Regions from separate parts of the Homo sapiens genome. Here region 1 is linked to region 2. Evidence: chromatin loops called from intact Hi-C (ENCODE). Cell type or tissue: psoas muscle. All regions are shown on one strand. Each heading gives the region's core, and the rest is flanking DNA. Links, peaks and the distances in the headings are about the cores only. Region 1 overlaps LINC02005 (long intergenic non-protein coding RNA 2005). Region 2 overlaps LOC107986098 (a long non-coding RNA gene).

Region 1 (2,921 bases), core at 290-2,789, 750 kb after region 2:
TTTTCTTCCTTGCCTAGAGTAATTACAGGAGAACATCGAAACATTAAATCTAGAAAAAGTTTCAAAGCTTCATGTAGGAACTGGTAACTAATAAGATGCAAAAAAGAAAACATAAAAGTGACAAAAGATTGTATATTTTTTTAAAAATAAAATAATTTTGGGGATAAGCAAAAAATTAATCTCCAAATTCTTGTGGCTATTAAAGGGAAGACACAGACGGAATTAACTTAGGTTCTCATTTGCTGTGTTTCATCATGTTTTAATGAATAGTAGTTGTATTTTGAACATATATTATAATTTTTATATAATAGTTGTCTATACATGTAGGCTAGAGTGGTATTAAAATGAATGATTATGAAATCAAGATACTACCTCATTGACACAATCATAGAAAACACCTTGTCTAGCAGTTCTTAACCCTGGTTGTGGATTTCAAATGCCTGAAGAGCTTTTTAATGATACAGGTTTGAAAAATACAGATGTCCAGACTCTACTGACAATTCTGATTTAACTGGTCTCGGGGAGGCTGCAGCACTATTATTTTTTAAATAGTTGTCAGGTGATGCTAACATGCACCCAAGTTAAGAACCACTGGTCTCATCCATGGGTTGCAAACCTAAATGGTTACAGGGAGCAGGAAATTAATGCAAATTAATTAGGTGATCTTTGTATAAGAACTTTTGGAGACTGTGGTGAACTGGAGAGTAGATGCCCTGTTTAAAAGCTTTCTGCTGCTCAGTTATAGCCATATGGAAATGCTCTCCTGAGTTTTGTTAGAAACCAGGCATATAGGTATTTTAGAGAAATTTCTCAATTTTGGGGGAATTTCTCCAATTTCCAAATAAACCACATCGGTAGTCGGCCAGTTTGCAATCCTAAAGTCAGGCCAACTTATTTATTTCACCAATGAAGGAACTGAGAACCAGAAATTACACAACTGTCCATGATGATGTACTTAGTGGCAAAATAGAGATTGGACCCACAGCCTCTCTCTCATTATGGTGTTTTGGCTTTTTTCTTCAACTATCGCACGTTGCTGTGCTACAACTGTTCATGTTAATAAAAATGTCTTTTGGGCACTGCCAGTTTGCTAAGTGAAACACACATGTCATCTGTTTTAAACCTCTCAGGGAATTTGTGGACTAGCCACCAATATCCACATTTTACAAATGAGGAAAATGAGGTTAAGAGACATTGACCCACAGTGGTCCAGTGGAGCACAGCACTGAATTAAAGTTTACCAGATGGCAAAGCTTGTGCTGTTAACTCTTTGTTCCCTGTTCTCCTGGAAGTTTCTTTCCATATTGTGTGAGGAGTCTCTCTTGATTCCATTTGGAAGATATATACATAGCCCTAATTTTTGAGGCACAACTCAAGATCCAGCCACATGATAGTCCTCCTGTACTGTACTCATCTGTGGTATTTATGATTGAAGTTGACCCTGCTTGAGGCCTGAGGTCAGCTCTTCACCAGGTCTGCTGGAAGCCCAGGAGAAATGACAGTCCTAATGAAATGCATTCTGAGTAAGACCCTGACAGTCTTGCTATGGCCATGCACATTTGGCATTTTCAGAAGAGATGGATTAATTTAAAAGTAAACATTGGCTTCCTTGTCTCTCCCTGGATTCTCAGCCTGTGCACAAACACACCATGAAGACAGGTCTGCTTTGCAATGGAAAATAATGTGTTTACGAAAAATGAGGAAAAAAGATGAAAAAGGATTACCATTAAAAGCTCATCAGAATCAATGCATATTTTTGCATAACTGACTGGGCATTTACTTTCTCTTCTTTCTGACCTCAAGCCAACATTATTCCAAGGACTGACAATCCCCAAATGTACAAATATCCTTTAGATTTTCACAAAATTTGGGAGGAGAATCTGAAAAATTCCTAAGCATGAGTGTTCGAATTATAAACAGAAACTGAGAGTTCATTTGTTTGCTATCTAGACCCTGCTCTGCAGAGCACTTTGCTAAGGGCTAAGAAGTTGACACTTCAGGGCATCACGTGACCGGATCCCAAGGAACTTACTGTGAATTGGAAAGGCAGTATATATTGAATGATAAAGCAATAGTCATCACAATTGTTGCTGTGAATTCAGAATTGCTATTGTTTAAGTGTTGTTTTTATTTTATCAGAAATCTAGTATAGTTATAGAAAAGATTAGGAAATAGGGATAAAAAGCCAGAAAATTCTCCATCTGTCGTCTGTCTACTTCCAGAAATACCTACCATTATCATTTGGGCATGCCCTTTCTATCTTTTTTACACACATGTAAGAGACTTTCTTTCTTTTTTTAACCCAAGTGGGGTCCTACAGTGAATGGTGTTTTATAACTTGCCTTGTTTTCCCATTAGCATGGTGTAAAGAATTGTAAAGGAGCAGCAGAGGAGCTCCAGCTGCTTCCTTGCCTGAGGCTAGATCACAGGGAGAAAGCTGAGCAGTAGCCACTTTGGGTTAGAGTTGTATGTATTCAAAGTACACATGTGCATGGGGATGAAAGTAGAGCTGTGGTTATGGGGCAGGGAGCCTGGCCCTGGAGATGACAGAATGGAGCAGTAACCATCAAATTACCGCCTCCTTGCTTGGACTAAACTTACCATTATACCTTGGAATACAAATTCCAATTCAATCAATAACTGACATCTAAGTTGACAAACAGTAGCCAATCTGACTACTATTTACCTTTATGTTAATTATCATAGACATTTCTTAGGTAAACAGTTATGTGGTGACTTCCTTCAGTGTGTTGATCATTTACAGATGTATCCACCCATTCGCCCATCCATCACCATGTTCAACAGTCACTTACTGAGCATTCATAATATGGCAGGCACTGGGGAGATTACAGAGAACAAGAGGTGGTCCTTGGTCTTAAGAAGCCTGTATCCCACTATGAGAGAGAGACAAGGCAGCAATG
Region 2 (2,921 bases), core at 252-2,751:
GTAAGTTACCCTAAGACCATAGGACAGCGGTTCTCAGCAGATGGTCCCTGGCCTAGGAGCATCAACGTCACCTGGGAAGCGACTGGAAAGAGCACACCTCAGATCCCACCACAGACCTATGCAATCAGAAACTAACAAGCCCTCCTGGTGATGCTGCTGCCTGCTGAAATTTAAGAACCACAGCGATGCACTGAGTATTTGGTTCTCTCTATTTAGTTCTTTAATTCAATTGGAGTTCCATTTGTGGTGTGCTCTAAGTCATTCACTTCTCCCAGTTGCTAGGAAACATTTACTGAATGTTTCTTCTCATTCCAGAGAGTTTGAAAGAATTTATTGAGCATGTATTGTAGGCTAGGCTGGCCTAGTTATAGGGGCTACAAAGACATGTCCATGCCTTACAAAGTTCAAAACCTAGGGCAAATAGGACTGATGTATGAGTGCTAAAATATGCCACGAGCCATGAGCTATGTTCCAGTGAAAGCTGACAACACAGCTCAAAGGGGAAATCAAGGTGGGAGGGAGGGAAAGGCTCCACGGAGGCACATCTGGGACCCACCTGGCAAGAGCTGGGTCCTCTTCTTACCAGACTCATGACACCCAGGTGTAGAAAGGACATCCCAGTCTCCCCTCCCTGTCAAACAACGTGGCTCCCTTGAAGTAGCAAGTGCTGACTATTTGGGGTGTGTCCTCTTGTTCATACAGATAACTTAGAAACCTTGCTGGCCACTTACAGGGTGTCTGACATGGAACTGTACAACTTTTCTGTGTGGTTTTTTCTCACTCAGTATACCTGGCCATCCCTCCAGGCCCGGCGTCGAGGCTTACACACCGTCTTTCCCATCCTGGGCCCATTCCGTGGTGTGGAATGCCGTCACCCTCTCAACTGTCCTCCCATGGACGGGCTTCAGCCTTGTGTCTGGGTTTTGGCCATTTATGGTGAACAAGGGGTAATCTCCATAGGGCAGGAGGGAGGGGGGTTGGAAAGAGCTGTTCAGAAGAGGACAAGAAGGAAAGTCGGGGACTTTTCAATTTAGCAGCAGAAAATCCACTTTTATCAAGAATGACGGGAAGACATTGTTTCTAGCAGGCAACGTCTACAACTAAACGTATGGTTGAAAGGAGTGAGCTTGATGGGGTCTTGCTAGTGATCTCATTTTGGGCCTCATTGGCCCACCCTCCCACCCCTGTATTCGAGTGACCGGGGACCCCCCTCTGCACCCCGGGGAAAGCGTCCGCCTGCTGCCCTCTGTCCCAGGCTTGGCGGCACCCCAGCCCCAGCTTTCTGCCTCAAGCCTCAACTTCCCTGAATTCTCAGCCCGGTGGATTTCCAGGGAAATCACCTCTGTGCAGTTTCATTAATTTGCGCCAAGGCCATCAAAGGGGGTTGTGTAAGAAATGTTGGCAGCCCATGGAGGCTCTGGGAGCTTCAGATCCGGCCTTCTTAGCAACAGGAAGCCCTTTCTTGCTCAGCATAAACAAGCCCAAACACTCCCCCACCGCCCATTCCCCTCAAGGTGCCAGTTTGCTTTGAAATCCACAGCAAAGGATTTCGAGGTGTGGCCTCATTTTGGCAAAAGCCTTAATTCTCATTATCTTAAGAGTCTGCACTCCCACCTCCCATGTATAACTTAATAAAAGTCACATGTGGCAGGGGATTATCTTTCATTCAGTGGAGTAAAAAAGGTCGTCGTGTGTCCCCATTGTCCCTGGTAAAGTAGCAGGCACTCAGGAGGGGGCTGATGTGGATACTGGAGTTGCAGTTTAGGCAATGTCCAGCAGAGGGAGCACGATGCTTTGAGAACAACCTGGCTCCTGGCTGTTCTGAAAGAGGAGTCTCTTTGCTACCAACCCCATGCATGTAGGAGTTGTCTTCTCTGCATGTGCAGCAGCTAATAAAAGAAATCCAAAGTTTTCTTGCTGGGAATTTGAGAATTCAAGGATAGATACATCCAACAATGGTTAAATTCTGTAAAAATTAATCCTGCTGGTCAGCTTGTGGGAGTGGCCCTAGTTGGCTGTAATCATTGGTATTTAAATCTGTAAGTGGACGGTGGAGAGAGGCTTGTTTCCTGCCTTAATGAGTAAGTCAGAACCTGCCTCGGAGGCCCTGTTAATTGTTAAAAACTGATCTTTGAGCAGGGTTGTAAAGAAGAAGAAGAACGGCTTTTTTTTTTTTTTTTTGAGATGGAGTCTCGCTCTGTCTCCCAGGCTGGAGTGCAAAGGAACCATCTTGGCTCACTGCAACCTCCGCCTCCTGGGTTCAAGTGATTCTTGTGTCTCAGCCTCCCAAGTAGCTGGGATTACAGGCACCCACCACCACACCTGTTGGATTTTTGGTCCCCAGAACCTGTTTGATAATTATCTTCAACTGTCTACAGCAGCCATAAAGAGACCTGTGGTGTACCTGTTCCGGGTAGAATTATGGATTTGGAAGCCTAGGGAAGAACTGAATGTGGCACTGGTTCATGAAAAGGCCAGATTTCCTCTGGAAAGACCTCTGTTCCCTGTTGTTCTGCACAAAACACTTCCTGCAGCTGGCACTGGGATTGGGGCATGACAGGCATCATCTTGCTTAATCTTCATGACCATCTAGTGAGGTGGGAGCTTTGATCATACTCATTTTAAAAATAAGGAGCTAGCTTAAAGTCGTTAAATATTTACCCAAGGTCATATAATGGCAGAGCTGGAATGTGAACCCAGGTCCATGTGACTCCATTCATTCATCCTTTCATTCATCAAACATATATTGTGGGCTCCTTGTCCCAGGTAGTGTGCTAGGCAATGGGGAATAAGAAATAAGAAAGACAAGATCCCAGTCCTCACAGAGTCTTCATCCTAGGAAGGGATGGTGGACTCAGAGCAGGTAAAGTAAAAACCAAGATGCTTTTGATGGGTGCTCTAAGGAGAATAAAGAGGGTGAT

Evidence for each region. Peaks named below come from ENCODE experiments on the same cell type or tissue, not always from the same donor. Only the 100,000 strongest peaks of a DNase experiment are listed, where the experiment ranks them.
Region 1: a loop joins it to region 2, with 4 times the contacts of the local background. A loop is called at or near these places in 30 of 110 quality-filtered maps.

The regions. Positions count from the first base shown.
Region 1 is chr3:73,853,585-73,856,505 of GRCh38, forward strand. All of the region lies in intron 2 of LINC02005 (long intergenic non-protein coding RNA 2005), which reads left to right. Among named protein-coding and RNA genes, the nearest start is that of LINC02005, 46 kb to the left of the region's middle. In psoas muscle, for the core only: no CTCF peak of the experiment used is centred there; no DNase peak of the experiment used is centred there.
Region 2 is chr3:73,099,477-73,102,397 of GRCh38, forward strand. The region is part of intron 1 of LOC107986098 (a long non-coding RNA gene); the gene reads left to right. Among named protein-coding and RNA genes, the nearest start is that of EBLN2, 39 kb to the left of the region's middle. In psoas muscle, for the core only: a CTCF peak has its summit at 1,779 (motif pointing right); a DNase peak (open chromatin) is centred at 1,785.